Linked DNA regions of Homo sapiens: region 2 is linked to region 1. Evidence: read pairs that join two places in POLR2A ChIA-PET (ENCODE). Cell type or tissue: PC-3. All regions are shown on one strand. Links, peaks and the distances in the headings refer to the core of each region. The heading gives the core; the rest is flanking DNA.

What was found. Peaks named below come from ENCODE experiments on the same cell type or tissue, not always from the same donor. Only the 100,000 strongest peaks of a DNase experiment are listed, where the experiment ranks them.
Region 2: POLR2A ChIA-PET joins it to region 1 with 9 read pairs; 1 of 35 experiments calls an interaction of 5 or more read pairs at or near these places.

Annotation. Positions count from the first base shown.
Region 1 is chr12:25,678,516-25,687,079 of GRCh38, forward strand. No RefSeq gene overlaps it. Among named protein-coding and RNA genes, the nearest start is that of LMNTD1, 130 kb to the left of the region's middle. In PC-3, for the core only: no CTCF peak of the experiment used is centred there; a DNase peak (open chromatin) is centred at 3,266.
Region 2 is chr12:26,051,759-26,060,322 of GRCh38, forward strand. It overlaps RASSF8 (Ras association domain family member 8), which reads left to right. Exons shown (of 6, transcript NM_001394098.1): 3 at 3,478-3,688. The coding sequence starts at 3,586. Among named protein-coding and RNA genes, the nearest start is that of BHLHE41, 69 kb to the right of the region's middle. In PC-3, for the core only: a CTCF peak has its summit at 6,768 (motif pointing right); DNase peaks (open chromatin) are centred at 1,073 and 4,793; H3K4me3 peaks cover 477 bases; H3K27ac peaks cover 1,923 bases.

The DNA of each region.
Region 1 (8,564 bases), core at 102-8,101:
GTACTTAATTAAATTTTGTAACATAATAAGCACAACTGCATAGACTAGTTTCTAAACAAAATACAAGTGTTTCTTTGCAAACTCACAGATAAATTGATGGAACCAGGAAAACCCAACGTATCACTCCCTACCAGACTTCACTGACCAGTGTGAAAGAGGATGGGAGAGTATAGTTAATAAGGTGACTTGACTAACTGGGGATTGCTGACAGAGCTTCTACCACAGTGACCAGAACTAGGGCACCAGCAATGGAAACAGAGAGGAGAGGATAAATTGAAAAGACATATCAAGACACTAGCTTTGAAAACAAACGGGCTTGAGTCAAATACTGACCTTGTCACTTAGCTGTGAACCTCAAAGTTTCTGTTTTTTAATCTGTAAAATAAGAATAACGCAGCATGTAGTTGAAAAATCAATTGCAAAAATGTACCTCATGTATACTTAGCAATGTGCCTGAAACAAATAAGTAATTAATATGATATTAAGAAAGTATTATAGCATTTGATTTGAATTGAGGAAAATGCAGAGTCAAAGATGACGCCACATTTTCTACTTTGGTTGAAAAAAATATATAGTACCACTAATGGAAACAGGAAATACAAGAGGAGAAATAGGTTTGGCAGAATAGATAATGAAGTTAGTTTTAGATGTGTTGAGTTTCCTGGTGAGACACCCTGTTGAGGCATTCAGAGTGCAGTTGGAAATGTTTTTCTGGCTTCCAGTGAGAGGTCTTGGCTAGTGATATCAACTTGAAATCGCCCATACAGAAATATAAATGAAGCTATGAGAATGGATTGGATGTGGCAGACAGGGAGTGGGAACACAGCGGGCTGGTAATGGCCGGGGACAGTCACATACACATATGAGGCAAAATCCCAGATCCAGAAGGAACCAGCTGGAGCAGTGAGGAAACAGGACAGGTCCTGGAGATACAGGTATAGTTTCACCTGTGTCTTGCTCATTGTCATAGCTCAGACTCCAGAGCCTGGAGCAGTCTTTGTCACTCCAGAAGCATCTTAAAGCTCTCTAGGTAAAGTGCTAGGAGAGTAGGGGGCTGTGAAGGAGCTCTCCTCGTAGCTTGAAAGGAAAGAAAAACTGAGGGGAGTCTTCTTCAGAAAAGAGAAGACCTAAACATGTTTTCAGGCTGGAGACAGGGAACCAATGGAAAGAGAAATTTTTTAATAATTAGAAATTAAAAATGATTTTCTCTATGAGATTATAGGTGATTTTTTCATCTTTGCTCCTTTCTGTACGTTTCAAATTTTCTACATGTAGTATATTAATACTAGGTTCTGAATAAAACTATTTTGCCTCAATATGAGATATGAAATTGGGGATGGTCTCTGAAACAATGTGCTGGAAAAATGGAATACAGCAGTATCAGAAACACAGGTAGAGAATGTGGCTTAAAAGGCAGAAAAGGACGCATCTCTCACAGGAAAGAAAAGAGAATGATGGAAGATTCCAAAAAATTTTAAAGTAGGGATAAGAGAATTTGAGAAATTCACATCATTTGGCCTCTATTATTATTATTATTATTATTTTCAGTAAACTAAGAGGCAAAGTGGTTGGTTAAAACTGAGAAGGAAAGATAGGACTGGAAGTATGGGAAGAGTGAAAACATTTTAAAAACACAACATAAAAAATAGAATAAGATTTAATTTGAAATCAATAAAAGCGTTTCCAAAGAGCCTGGAGGAGCAGCGGGCATTGGACATGATGTATGTGAAGTGCAGCCAGTTACTGCATTATCTTCCATGGTGACACTTACCTGTCTGGGAACAGTAGCAGCAGTTAGAACTTGCCAGGCAGGTGTTGGGAGAGTTCATGGGGAGGAAATCTGAGCTAGCCCTCACTCCCAGGAGAAGCTGCTCCATTCTTGTGTTGTCCATCTTAGGCAACGACACCACCACACCCTCTGTTGCTCCTTGCAGAAACACTGGAGTCATCCTAGATTCTTCTTTCTCTTTGTTGAACCCCATCTAAATAATCTGCAACTTCTGCCCATTTTTTCTCCGAACACTTTGCTCACCTTTGCTGCTACTACCTTTGTCAAAGTCACTGTCATCCTCTAGCTGTTTACGGCCTTGAACTCTAATTGCTCCCTCATATCCATTCCTACCTGACTCAATCCATACTTTGTGTTACAATTAGAGTGGTCTTTTAAAAATCACATCAGTTTGGCTGGGCACAGTGGTGCATGCCTGTAATCCCAGCATTCTAGAAGGCGGAGGCAGGTGGATCACTTGAGTCCAGGAGTTCAGGACCAGCCTGGGCAACATGGCGAAACCCTATCTTTACCAAAAATACAAATATTAGCCAGGTGTGGTGGCATGTGCCTGTGGTCCCAGCTACTCAGGAGGCTGAGTTGGGAGGATTGCTGGAGTCTGGCAGGTGGAGGTTGCAGTGAACTGAGATCGCACCACTGCACTCCAGTTTGGGAGACAGAGTGAAACCCTGTCTCCAAAAAAATAAAAACCATATCAGGTATCATTTTACCCTTTTAAGAACCTTAAAAGGTTTCTGACTGCTTTTAAAATAAGGACCAAAGTTCTCAACACAGCCCACCAGGTCCTTATGATTTAGCCCTCCAACATCTCCAACTTACCCGGCATAATCCACTCTCTATTCTCTGAGCACATGGCCTTCTTGTTCTTCAAAAACATGGAGATGATAAAGGACCAACAGAGGCAGAGATAGGATGTGGGGCGGTGTCATATAATCAGACATCATGGACTTCAAAAGGAAGAGATATTGAGTTAAAGAGGAGGAAATGGTCAAAGGTAAGAAAAAGATGCTGGCATTGATTCTTAAACTTGATACAAGAAGCAGGGAGGAAAAATGAAATGGCCTTTGTTTAAAAGTATGGTGATTCAAGTAAAGTTGTCAGAGAAAAGCCATTTTTAGTTAGTTGTATCCATAGTTTTTCATTCATTTAATTAGAAATATCTTAAGTTGAATATTTCAATATATGGCTGTGAAATGACTGAGGCATTGAAGATGATATGTATTTGTTAATACGAAAGGGCCACAAATTTCTGAAAAGCTTAAATTAGTTTCATACAAAAATGACAGAAAGGATTCTCAGGTCTTTTGTTTTATGATAATAGTGTAACATTTAGGGTAGTTATTGAAGAACAAAAAAGTCACTTGAAAGTTGGTTGAAATGCAGCAACGACTCAAAGTGAAATCACCAGACAATATGAGCAATAGACGTTTTCACATGTCCCTATTTAGTGGGTGACACAGCCCTTGTTCAACAGAGCCTTAGGGATAAATTACTGCTGCCTCAAGACCACATCATACAAAGTAAGTGTTCATAATCCTTTCTTCTAGTGGGCAGAGCTCTGGCAGAACTCGCTAAAGAACTGCATCTAAAATGACTTCGCTTAGCAAAGAGCTGTACTTCCAGGCATCTTGGAAAAGGAGCCTCTTTCTGAGTTTTTGATGTGAGATGTCAAAGCGTTGTTGGTATGAGGAAATCTACTTGAACTGCTGTTATTTGACAGGTAAACATCATTTTCCAACCAGTCCCTGAATCATAGCTACCTACCTGGTAAACAAGGATATCCAGGTGCTGCCTAGAGCCTCAAAGTACACCTGTCATTTATCTACATCCAAGATTGACATCCTAGCCTGAACCCAAAGTGGTTCAGACATTCTGAACATGTGTGAGAAAGCGACAGCCTAAAACATCTTTTAAAGAGTCAGAATGATCAGCTTGATCAAGAAACACATTTGCAGTTAGAAGAGAGGAATGATTATGCATGCAGTTTGGTAGCTATCCTCAGAAGTCCCTCTGTCCTCATAAGCTCATATCTTGATAAGAAGAAGAGAAAATGAGGTGGGGGAAGGTTTCACTTTGGTCTTTCTCTAAGACACTATGACCCAGAGAGTGCTTTAGCACTGCAAGAACACTGGTGCTTTAGTGTGAGGAGGATCAGGGGCCACACTTGGCAGGAGGGAATTTGCAGGACCTCTTATGAGACCCTCACTGTGGACTATAAAAAATTGCTTGTTGTGGAAGGTAATTTTGTAGGGACAGCAAAGTCTGAAACAATTCACAAAGTTCTGGCCTGGTCAGCCAATTGGTGGTGATGTCATTTCCTGAAATAGGGAATAAAAGAGAAATAGATGATGACCAGTCTGGTCTTGGCATGTTGAATTTCCAGTGCCAATGACACTTCTCAGGGAAGGTATCAAGAAGGCAGTTGAGAGCTTTAGAGAGAGTCTGAGGTAAAACTATAAATTTGGAGTAATCAGTTTAGCGATGTTAGCTGAAGCAATGGCTGTTGAGTAGATGGTCCAGAGAAAACAGATGAAGAGAGTAAAAAAGATAGTAACACCCCAGGATTATCTACCTTAAAAGGGTAGCAAAAAGTGTGACCTCAGTGCAGGACTTTGGAGTAACAGGGGAAGCCTGGGGGTGAAAGGAGACCTGGAAGTAGATGCCCAAAGAATGTACACTTAGAACTTAATCTACAGAGTCGATTCTGGAAAATTCTATTATTTCTTTGTTTCTAGATCTTCCCTTTAAGAAAACTGACTGCAGAGTATTAAATCTACAACTGGATTTCCAAATAAAGGAAACAATTGTAAGGATTCAGTTTTAAGGATATAAATCAGCAAGTAGTTCAGCCAAGGAATAATAAACAGTCACTAGCTGAAGCAAAGCAATGTAGCTCCCAGAAATTTTTATTTCTTTTTAAAAATTGATTGTCCAGTGAGACACCAATAACATACAGTCACATTAATTGGTGCTTATAAGATGATTAATCTCTGTAATTCCCCTCCAGTCATTTGAAACGTTCTATAAGATGCCCTTGTACAAAACATAGTATTTTAACAGGAATTTTACAAGGCCTTTTATTCCACAAGGTTTTCGTGTGTGGTGGTGTGGTTCACAACATCATATTTCAACACCAGCCTACTTCAAATCAGATGTGTTTTTATGTGGGTTCAAAAAATATGCAGGACTGTGAACCCCAACACCGAAATTTTACAAAGCACAGCTTCCTTCCTCCCCACCCCAAACGTTTCATTAACTGGAAAATAAATAGACTGCTGACCTCATTGTAAAAGACATTCTACTTGATGAGAAAGGATGACAGCCTTGTCAAGTCCCTTCGTTTCCTCTCCCTTTAGGGATAAAACACCTATTGGCATTTGCCTCCATCATGTCAGGTGACATGGAGCTCTGTGCCCAAGTCCCACAGTCTCCAAGCCCTTGTCCCAGGAGGAATCCTACCCACCCCCAGCACCTGTTCTCCAGCAGAACTGAGATTGGGGAGCAGAAGACGGTGACATGTGTCAATGCAATATTTTACATTTACTCCATATACATAACCCACTGAGTGAGTGGGTGGAAACCTCCTGTGACTCCAGGATTGGCCTCTCTGCACTTCCATTCTCAGAACTCCCAAACCCTCAGGAACTGAAGGAGGAGATGCTGCACTTGGCAATTAGTGAACCCCATTTTGCCTTTTCTTGTCTTCCCCTCTTCCTCTGTCTGGTTCTGATGATCTTCCCACATAGATGTTCAGTACTACCTTTCCCAGATAGAGAGTATTTAAAGGACTTGGGACCCTTGATCTCGTCACACTCAGGAAAAATGTAATGCTAAATGTCCTTGGAGATGGTCCATGGCTTGTTGTTATGTTGGTAAACATCTCGCTGCCTGCCCTCCATCAGGGTGCAAGGCCCCAGCATGCTGGTCCACACTCTGCCTCTCACTCCCCTGTGATGTCTCCATCCTGACAATGGGCCTCTTGTACTTGCCTTGCCTTTGAGAACCAGCCCTCCTTTGCTCTTGCTGACTCTGCTGCCTGAGAACTAAAGCTTTGCTCTGCATTTCAATTCAGGGCCAAGGTCCCTTCTATTAGATTGGTGCAAAAGTAATTGTTGTTTCAGACTGTGAATTTTAAAACATTATAACTAGGCTCAAACACATCTTTATTAATCAGAATAGGAACCATTACAATCAACACATTTTTGCCAATAAGAAATAAGTTTCTTTTTTCCTGTAGCATAAAAATCCCTGCTTTGGGATTCGACGATCTCTTGGAAAGCATTTTTCTGCATCCTGCTGGTTTTGGAAGTGTTTTCCCTGCAAAAAGTTGTCGAGATGCTTGAAGAATTGGTAGTTGGTTGGCGAGTGGTCAGGTGAATATGACAGATGAGGCAAAACTTGGTAGCCCAATTAGTTCAACTTTTGAAGCGCTGGTTGTGCAATGTGCAGTCGAGCGTTGTCTTGGAGAGGAATTGGGTCCTTTCTGTTGACCAATGCCAGCTGCAGGCGTTGCAGTTTTCAGTGCGTCTCATCAATTTGCTGAGCATATTTCCCAGATATAATGGTTTTGCCAAGATTCAGAAAACTGTAGTGGATCAGATGGGCAGCAGACAACCAAACAGGGACCATGACCTTTTTTTTTTTTTTGGCTTTGGGAAGCACTTTGGAGCTTCTTCTCACTGCAGCCACCAAGCTGGTCATCGCTGGTTGTCATATAAAATCCACTTTTCGTCGCATGTCACAATCCGATCAAGAAATGGTTCATTGTTGTTGTGTAGAATAAGAGAAGATGACACTTCAAAATGATGATTTTTTTTTAGGTCAGCTCATGAGGCACCCACTTATCAAGCTTTTTCATCATTCCAATTTGCTTCAAATGCCAAAAGACCATAGAATGGTTGAAGTTGAGTTCTTCAGCAAATTCTCTTGTAGCTGTAAGAGGATCAGCTTTGATGATTGCTCTCAGTTGGTCGTTGTCAACTTCCGATGACTGGTCACTACCCTGGTCTTCAAGGCTCTCCTTTGCAAAACTTCTTGAACCACCACTGCCCTGTATGTTCATTAGCAGTTCCTGGGCCAGATGCATTGTTGATGTTGAGAGTTGTCTCTGCTGCTTTACGACCCATTTGAATTCCAATAAGGAAGTCGCTTGAATTTGCTTTTTCTCTAACATTATTTCCATAGTCTAAAATAAACATAAAATAAAAAGCAAGTAATAAGCCATTAGCAAAAAATCATAAAGGGAGGCATGCCCATTAAAATGATGTATAACCTAACCACATTTATTTAAGAATGTATTCTAATATAAAATGGCAAATTCCAACAACGCAAAAACCACAATTACTTTTGCATGCACCTTAATTCCTCTACACAAGCCAACTGGATGCAGGCTGTTAATCTCTCTAGACTTGCATCATGGACTTTGGTGGCTGCCCATTTGCTGGAGGCAGCTACAACCTTGAATCTTGGTGCTTTCTGCCTCCCTGGTGGATCCATCCTATCAGCCGTAGAATTGGCACAGGTATTCTTGGGCCAGGCCTATATTACTAAGGGGTGAATATCAGATTAACAACACTGCCCTCTGCTCTGACTTGCTAAGAATAAATATTTGTTGTGTCTCTGATAGATCCCAAACCATACCATTAACATCTAATGCACAAGAATGCTTCACTCTACATCAAAACTACACTATCGATAATCTGTGTAATGAACTTTCCTTTAATGTATTGAATGAACTTTAAAAACGTGTTAAGATCACATAGATGTGGTACCTGAGTGTTAGTGACAATCTTTGCAAATAATCAGTTTTTAGTAAATTATCTCTCAATTTTAGCACTGAAAGTCCTGCAAACTGAGATGGGTGGTCAGCCTAGGAAACGAGTCAATCTCTCTCATTGGTACTGATCTGTAAAGTAACGAAAGACTCAATTATTACTATGTATAAAATTATAACCTGATAATATTTTGTTAACTAGTCTCTTTTTGCCCATTTACACACCATAACTACACAGTATTTCCAGCTAAATGGGCTCTGAGCGGCCAGCCGGCCAGCACTGCGGGCCCCAGGCAGTGAGGGGCTTAGCACCTGGGCCAGCAGCTGCGGAAGGGGGCACCGGCTCCCTGAGCACTGCTGGCCTGCCTGCGCCATGCTCGAATTCTCGCCGGGCCTCAGCCGCCTCCCTGCGGGTCAGGGCTCGGGGATCTGCAGCCTGCCATGCCTGAGCCCCCCACTCCCCGCAGTGGGCTCCTGCAAGGCCCGAGCCTCCCTGATGGGCGCTGTCCCCTGCTCCGCTGGCCAGGTCCCATCGACTGCCCAAGGGCTAAGGAGTGCAGGTGCGTGGTGCAGGACTGGCGGGCAGCTCTGCCCGCAGCCCTGGCAGGCGACTTACTAGGCCAAGCCAGCTGGGCTCCTGAGTCAGGTGGGGACTTGGAGAACTTTTATGTCTAGCCAGAGGATTGTATATGCACCAATCAGCACTCTGTGTCTAGCTCAGGGTTTGTGGATGCACCAATCAGCACTCTGTATCTAGCTAATCTGGTGGGGACTCGGAGAAGTTTTATGTCTAGCTAAAGGTTTGTAAATGCACCAATCAGCACCCTGTGTCTACCTGAAGGTTTGTGGATGCACCAATCAGCACTCTGTATCTAGCTAATCTGGTGGGGACTTGGAGAACTTTTAGACCTAGCTAAAGGATTGTAAATACACCAATCAGCACCCTGTGTCTAGCTCAAGGTTTTTAAACGCACCAATCAGCACTCTGTGTCTAGCTCAAGG
Region 2 (8,564 bases), core at 89-8,088, 370 kb after region 1:
AACTATCTGGAGGTGGGCTTTGAATAAGAAACTCAACTGAGTGCTTACTGATTCATTAACGTTGAACCCACACCCAACAGCACTATAACTCATGCCTAAACAAAGTTTACATAATATATATGTTTTCCCCATGGGTCACCTCACAGCCTTCTTGCCTCAGAAACCCTGGACACCACTTCAGCACTATGCTTGGGGGCCATTTTAAATGGTGAAATCCCACCAACAAAACTCACAAAAAACATGGCACCAAGTAGACTGAGAAAGGACACATGTTGACAGTATGAGAGCTGAAACACAAAGGCAATGTCACCTTGTTCAGTCTCAGCTGGGAGCGTGTGTGTCAGCTAAAAACTTTCACACCCTGTGCGTATCCACAAATAACCCTGAAAGCACCACAAATAGTGATTTTTGGGATTACAAACAAATTTTTAGCAACTAGGTAGGTTTCACAAATATGGAATCTGCAAATAATGAAGATTGGCTGTAATTCCTTTAAGAAAGCATTGATCTTGAGGTAATATGTTTCCACAAATGCAAATGCTCAATTCCAGGAGGATATTATGACAATAAATGGTTCTTAGCTAAAGAATACTTGTTCCCTGGTAGCATGTTAGTGAATAAGCCTAGTGCTTCATTGTAAAAACTATTAAAATAATAGTGATTTGCATCTGGAAACCTCATAATGAAGACAATAACTGAACTATATTAAAACCTTTGCAGTAGAGCCTTCTATCTGCATCACTGTTTCCATGGAAAAATATATTCCAAATTCCAATTGGAGTGTCCTTTTGCTTCCTAGGTCTTTAGTCTGAACGATGACCAATCCACCACACGCACCTACAGTGTAGGTCTTCCATTTTACTCTCTAGTCTGGTTCTGGGGCTGGGCATAGAACTGTTGGAGTTGATATAAAGATCAGGGTTACAGCTCCTAGAGTGGAGTATTTTGGGCTGAGACGATGGGGTTTTCCAGATATTGGATCATGTCATCTGCAAAGAAAGACAACTTGACTTCCTCTCCTCCCATTTGACTACACTTTATTTCTTTCTCTTGCCTGATTGCCCTGGCCTGAATTTCCAATACTATGTTGAATTAATGACTCAATATATGACTAAAAGTTCAAAGTGAAACAATGATAATTCAGATAGGAAAATATGTGGCAGTATGCTAAAGTCTAAAAAGGAATATAAAACGTCTGTGAGATACCTAACATCAGATTTATAGAAACAGAATAGAATGTAGGTTGTTGGGGGCTGCGGACAGGGCGAAATGGGCAGTTGCTTGTAGAAGGGGTATAAAGTTTCAGTTACACAATTATGAGTAAGTTCTAGAGATCTGCTGTCCAACATGATGCCTGTAGTTAATAATACTGTATCATGTACTTAAAAATGTGTTAAATGGATAGATCTTATGTTTTCTTCCACAATTGAAAAAAAAAAAAGTCCTATAGAATCATTTGAAATGATGGGTTTCTTGGTGGCAGGGGGGCTTTAATGAGATCTGTACCCTTTCTTGCTTGATTTCCCAAGTTTAAGATATTTTAATGAATAAGAAGGCACTTTAAATAGACTTTAATCCAGCTTTTACAAAAATTTAATAAAGCAATATATTAATCTTAGGCCATTTTTGATACCTTAATTTTATCCCAAGAAAGAATAAAACATATTCTATTTTTAGTAAGTAGAGTGCCTCGCAGAAGAGGAAACAAGTCAGAACTTTTCTGTTTTCTTAAATGTTCTCTAGATTGGGCAGCATATAAAACTCTCCTTTGAAATTTAGAGTGCACACCAGCCTATTAAAGTCTCAGAGAAGTCTAGCTGTAAAGGAACTTGTTTAACTTTATTTACTGGCTTTCTTAACATTTCTTTAACTTTGGAAGCCTTTATCCCCAGGAACTTTAACATCTCACAGGCCCTCATAACTGAGGAGCACAGTTATGGAATCAGCTTGTCATTGCCAAGGTGGCCCCTTCTTTCTTCATACAGGGGATAATGAAACCTATGCTGTGTCATATGCAGAGAGCTAAAGCAAAGTGCTAGGAGATTAATGTTCAGCCAGGCCTTTCTTGTTTTTAGGATGACAAAAAGGATTTGTGTACCTTCTCTGGAGAAAATAATTAGGTTTATTCTCCTTCCCCTTGCATGTGTTCTGACTTACCTATCCAGGTGACCAGATGGCCTAGAACTGTCTTAGGTCTTTTAAAAGAATGTGCAAGGGACTAAGCCACTGTTTGTAGTAACTACTGTTTTACAAGAAAAATTTCTAGTGTTTTTAAAATAAGCTTTTAAATAAGCCATTAATTCTGAAATACCAGTGCCACTGTAAACCTATAAACAAATCCAAATGTTCTCTTAATTAAATCAATGTTTATTATATCTCATGAATTTTAACAACAAAGACGTGGGAAGACCACAAAACAATGGACAAACAAAAAATCAGATTGATTAGAGAATTTACATAGGAAGAGTTGAGAGTTTTTTTAAACCCACAGGAAAAAGAATTGTGATCATTTTTAGCAGGCTAGTAACATTCTTATCGATACAGGAAATAAAGAATATTTGGTTTGACTATATGACAAAGTAAAAATTTCTGCTTTGCTTATAATGCAGCCAAATACAAAATCAAACACTGGGTAAACACAGCAAGTAGAACAAACGGTTAATGTTTATATTTTTTGAATAACTCTTGTAATTTAAGAAAACTATCAAACCCAGTTAAATGAGAAAAGGATAAACAGTTCACACATGAGGAAACTGTTGGTCGTCAAAGGAATTCGTTTCCTTTGACTAAGATTTTTTACCCACCTGCCCTCATGCTGTGCCTGGTGTTGGCATTTCAGCGGGAAGACACTCTTTGTCCTGTGGGGAGAGGGAGGCAAGGGACACATTTAAAACAGTTGTCAAGACATCATACATGAGAAGAGAGAATGAAATAATAAGGGAAAAAAATATTAGGAAGGCAGACAGGTAGCAGTTTTTTTGTTTGTTTGTTTGTTTTAAATCAGGAATGTGAGCTGAGTAAGATACTTTGACAACTGTTCTTAAATTTGTTAATAGTATTGGCAAAACACTGCACACTGCAAAGTGGTTCAATTTTATTGATAATTCCTAAAATGACAAACTTTTTTTCTTTAGTTTTGCCTCAGAAATTATCCTAATGAAATAATCCAAAAAGAAAAAAAACAGGACAGAAAAACAGCGCATATATTGAATAGGGCTTGGCAACTAAATAGGAATTTTTAATGTAATGGAGCATGAGTTCATGATTAAAATTATGATAAAAATAGTTGTAACATGAAACACTGTCATGATAGGTGACTGTAGTTGCATTTGTGTTGCTTAATTCATTTCTGTAAAATAAGCCTGTGTACTTCAGTAAGATTATGATATGTTAAAATTTGTTTTGTGTAATACTTACATACTTACTAGAAGAAATGTTGATTCATTTTATTACAAGTGATTTTTTGCCCTTTTTTAGCTGACTACACAGACTTAGTCTTCTCCACTCCGTGTTCCTGCAGCTAGAGACATGACCTAACACCCTGATGACCACTCTCAGGGACCTTGAGTGACTGGCCGGTGCACCATGGAACTTAAAGTATGGGTGGATGGAGTTCAGAGGATTGTTTGTGGAGTCACTGAAGTCACAACTTGCCAGGAGGTTGTCATAGCCTTAGCTCAAGCAATAGGTGAGTGAACTCTGTGGGTATCTGAGAAAAGTACATTGTGCTTTCTTTCGTTGTATGTGTTTGTTTTAAATATAGATTTCTAGGGGATTTTGTTCATTTGGTTCCATAATAAGTCTCACAGGCACTCTTGTACTTATTACAGTTTGCCTGTGTTTAGGTACATCTGTGATGATGCTTGTTCTCTGACACCCCTAGATTTTACTAACCCTGAGTTAACATCTACACTGCCTTCTCCTCTCCTGTTGTTCAGCCTAAACAGTGACTTCTGAAACTAAAGATGTTTCCATGAGCCAAAATTTAGACCCAGATTAAGAATTTAGATTCTTAGTTCCCAGAATCCCTCATTAGGAAAAATCCCACCTATTGTTTATTTCTCCATACTTTCAGAAAATACAACAAATGAAATAACATCGTTCTTCACTGGAAAGATAATGTATACTTTTAAAATCTTATGATTGGCTGGGCATGGTGGCTCACGCCTGTAATCCCAGCACTTTGGGAGGCTGAGGCAGGCAGATCACTTGAGGTCAGGAGTTCGAGACCAGCCTGGCAAACATGGTCAAACCCGTCTTTAATAAAACTACAAAAATTAGCCGGGCGTGGTGGTGCGCACCTGTAATCCCAGCTACTATGGAGGCTGAGGAAGGAGAATGGCTTCAACCCAGGAGACAGAGGTTGCAGTGAGCCAAGATCATGCCACTGCACTACAGCTTGGGTGACAGCGAAACTCGGTCTCAATAAATAAAATAAAATAAAATCTTATTATACAGTGAAAATGAAGCACAGCTCTTGGCTTCATGTTATTCTCCCACCATGTTTTACCCTTTCTTCTTATTTATTTTAAGCTTATCTTCATCATAGTTTATGTATATTTAGTTGCCTTAAATGATGAGGGCATAAACACCTGCATCAGAAAAACCAGCAATATGGGTCCAAGTTTATATTTGCATCTTAAGTCTTTCATTTAACAAACATGTACTAAGAGGAAGCTGTGTGGCCAGCACCATGCTAAGTGTTCAGGGCCTCTTTGTCTTTGAGCTCCTTATCAAAAGTTGATTTTATGTCTCGCCAGTTTATATTGGAAGCATGTCAATTAGCTCAGCATTGAAATGAGTCATACTGTTGCCAAGGCACTTTAGCATTTGGTAGAGATGATTGTGCCACCTGTGATGTGGCAGATGCACTGTTAGAGGTTTACAGTGCCCTATACAAGACAGAGACTTTCTGGTAATATTGACATCTTTTGATTTTTCCTTAAACACTATTGCACAAGAATATATTGCAGCAATGCTGAAAATTCTGGGCTTTCACATCCGGTGAAACTCTTTTTGCATTTGAGAATCTTATATATGTAGACTTAAGTTTAATTATTAAAGAGGAGAAAATTAAGGCATTTAATTTTTTCATATTCTTTCTATGAGCTTATTTAGTAATTGTCACTATTAAGAGCTTCACTTAATTTATGTGAATTAAAATATACAGCTTTTTTTTTCTTAGTGAAGACTACGTTTATTAATTGTCAAACCTGGCTTTCCTTGTTATATTTGGGAATTAAGCCATGGACAGTGCTAAAAAAGAAAAAAAAAAGTAGTTTTTACAAAAGTCAAGGTAGTTGAGTAGTGCTATAAGCTGCATCTGTCCATAATGACACTTTTGTGTGTGTGTGTGTGTGTGTGTGTGAAGTTCCATTTTTTTAAAATTACACTTTAAGTTCTAGGGTACATGTGCACAACATGCAGGTTTGTTACATATGTATATATGTGCCATGTTGGTGTGCTGCACCCATTAAGTCATTTACATTGGATATTTCTCCTAATGCTATCCCTACCCCATCCCCCCGCCCCACAACAGGCCCGGTGTGTGGTGTTCTCCACCCTGTGTCCAAGTGTTCTCATTGTTCAGTTCCCACCTATGAGTGAGAACATGTGGTGTTTGGTTTTCTGTCCTTGTGATAGTTTGCTCAGAATGATGGTTTCCAGCTTCATCCATATCCTTACAAAGGACATGGACTCATCCTTTTTTATGGCTGCATAGTATTCCATGGTGTATATGTGCCACATTTTCTTAATCCAGTCTATCATTGATGGACACTTGGGTTGGTTCCAAGTCTTTGCTATTGTGAATAGTGCTGCAATAAACATACGTGTGCGTGTGTCTTTATAGCAGCGTGATTTATAATCCTTTGGGTATATACGCAATAATGGGATGGCTGGGTCAAATGGTATTTCTAGTTCTAGATCCTTGAGGAATCGCCACACTGTCTTCCACAATGGTTGAACTAGTTTACAGTCCCACCAACAGTGTAAAAATGTTCCTATTTCTCCACGTCCTCTCCAGCATCTGTTGTTTCCTGACTTTTTAATGATCGCCATTCCAACTGGTGTGAGATGGTATCTCATTGTGGTTTTGATTTGCATTTCTCTGATGGACAGTGATGGTGAGCATTTTTTCATGTGTCTGTTGGCTGCATAAATGTCTTCTTTTGAGAAGTGTCTGTTCATATCCTTTGCCCACTTTTATGGGGTTGTTTGCATAATCACACTTTTTACACAGAATTTCAAGGGGAAAATGCCCGGAGGTACCATGTATGTGCTTGCCCACTTGGACTACAGAGTATACTTATTTGTGAACAAGCCAAAAACACATTTTAACTAAATCTGCCCTCCTATTTTTACTTTCTCAATAACTCAATCCAAGAGCTGTTTTGAAAAGTTGACAACTTCAATACAAATGTTTTATGATATTCCTCCAAACTTGGCCAAACAACTCTTTCTGTATCGTAAATACTTCATTGAACTCAGAATTCATCTGGAGATGACTCCACTGGCAAGTAGCCGAGAGCTGTGGATCCTGATTTCTGTGGTGAGAGTTTATTAATTAGAGAAAATTGCTGCTCTGAAAAGCAACCCCAGAACTTCCAAGGCCTAACACAGTAAGTGGCTAGCTAGATTATTAGTAGAGCATGGACTGATGACCAGAACCACAGGTGGCTGTCAAGAATGTATAGTGAAGCAATTTGTAGACTGGTTTCTTAGGTTTAAGTGCGCGTCTTTGCCTCATGGGGGCACTACACACATGCGCACGCGCGCGCGCACACACACACACACACACACACAGAGTGTATTCTTGATTAGGAGTTACAGGTTTTTTTCTGGATAGTTAAAATTATTTTTAGGAAACCATAGAAACTATCAAAATGACTTACTATGAAAATATGCACACAAGTTGTCAACCTGCAAATATATATATGACAGCTAAGGTTTTCTTCATGCTACTAATCAATCAAATTGAATTAGCAAAGAGCTAGAAACAACATAGTTTGATGAAAGATGTTGAATCTATAGGAAGAAATCTTTTCTACACTAATCTGACAATCTTGACAGATTAGATTTAGGTGATGGATGTAGGACACATGCTCAAATGATGACAGAATAACTAAAAGTGAAACCTTAGTTGAAACCTCTTCTTGGCATGAAGTGGTTCAACTGTCCTGCAAGAGTGCACTCGGAGTTTGTCACTGTACACCCTGAACTTTCTGAAACATTCCCAATTTAAATGTTCTACTTTGTTTCCCCTGTAAAATATCTCAGAAATGCATTTTTTTCAGAGTCTAAACTGCTTCTCAAATCTAAGTGAAACAGAAAGCCTTTGACAGATCATCTATCTCAAGTTATAATGGAGAAAATGCATTTGCTTTTATCTCAAACCAAAAATATGACAAGGATGTATTTCTGCCCTCAGGCAGCTTAGAGCTTAACACAGAAATAAAAGTCCAGCTAACAAAAGATGAGAGAGGAAAGAAGGAAGAGAAGGAAATCAAGGAGATTGAGGAAAAGGATTTCTGATCCACGGTACTTTGATACTTGGTGTCATTGAGAAGACAAGGAAAGAAATATGTACTTTGTCATATTTAACTCTTAGCTTCACATGTAAAATATCAATTTCAGAAATTTAAAAATTGATTACTTTTCTACATTTATAAAGTAATATTATTTATTGTAGATTATCTTGAAATTTAGAAAACACAAAGAAGGTAAGAGAATCACTCATGATTCTACTTCCTAGCAATAAACAATGTTTTTTGTGTACCCATAGATGAGCTTTTAAAAAATTATACTCTTCATATGCTTTTTGTAGTTTTGAGTCTCATTGTCTCATTTTTCATTTACTGTATTGTGAATTAATTTTCCACATATTCATTTGCAATTTTAATATTTATAACAATAGTCTAATTTTTTATTTTAATTAGCTTCTGTATTTTCCACATCTGTAGAATATTATTTTAATGAATGTTAATACATGTTAATTCATAGCATGCATCAGTCAAGATGGGTTAGATTATGCTGTGTTAACGAACAGCTCCCAAAATCTTCTGGTTTGTAGTGTTTTCTACTTATTTTGGTTTATATTTTTTTAACGTAACCAGCACAATGCCCAGTAAATCACAGGTACTCTGTAACTGTTTTTTTGAGACGGAGTCTCACTCTGTCACCCAGGCTGTAGTGCAGTGGTGTGATCTCCGCTCACTGCAAGCTCCGCCTCCCAGGTTCACACCATTCTCCTGCCTCAGCCTCCCGAGTAGCTGGGACTACAGGCACCCACCACCACGCCCAGCTAATTTTTGCTATTTTTAGTAGAGACGGGGTTTCACCGTGTTAGCCAGGATGGTCTCGATCTCCTGACCTCGTGATCTGCCCGCCTCGGCCTCCCAAAGTGCTGGGATTACAGATGTGAGCCACCGTGCCTGACCACTATTTTTATTATGTTTAGTAGTAGTGAGCTTATCATATAATTCTAAGTAGACAGTAATTCTGTGATTACATGATATACACTGGGAAGATACACTGTGGATGATGTAACTATGGTTTGAATGCAC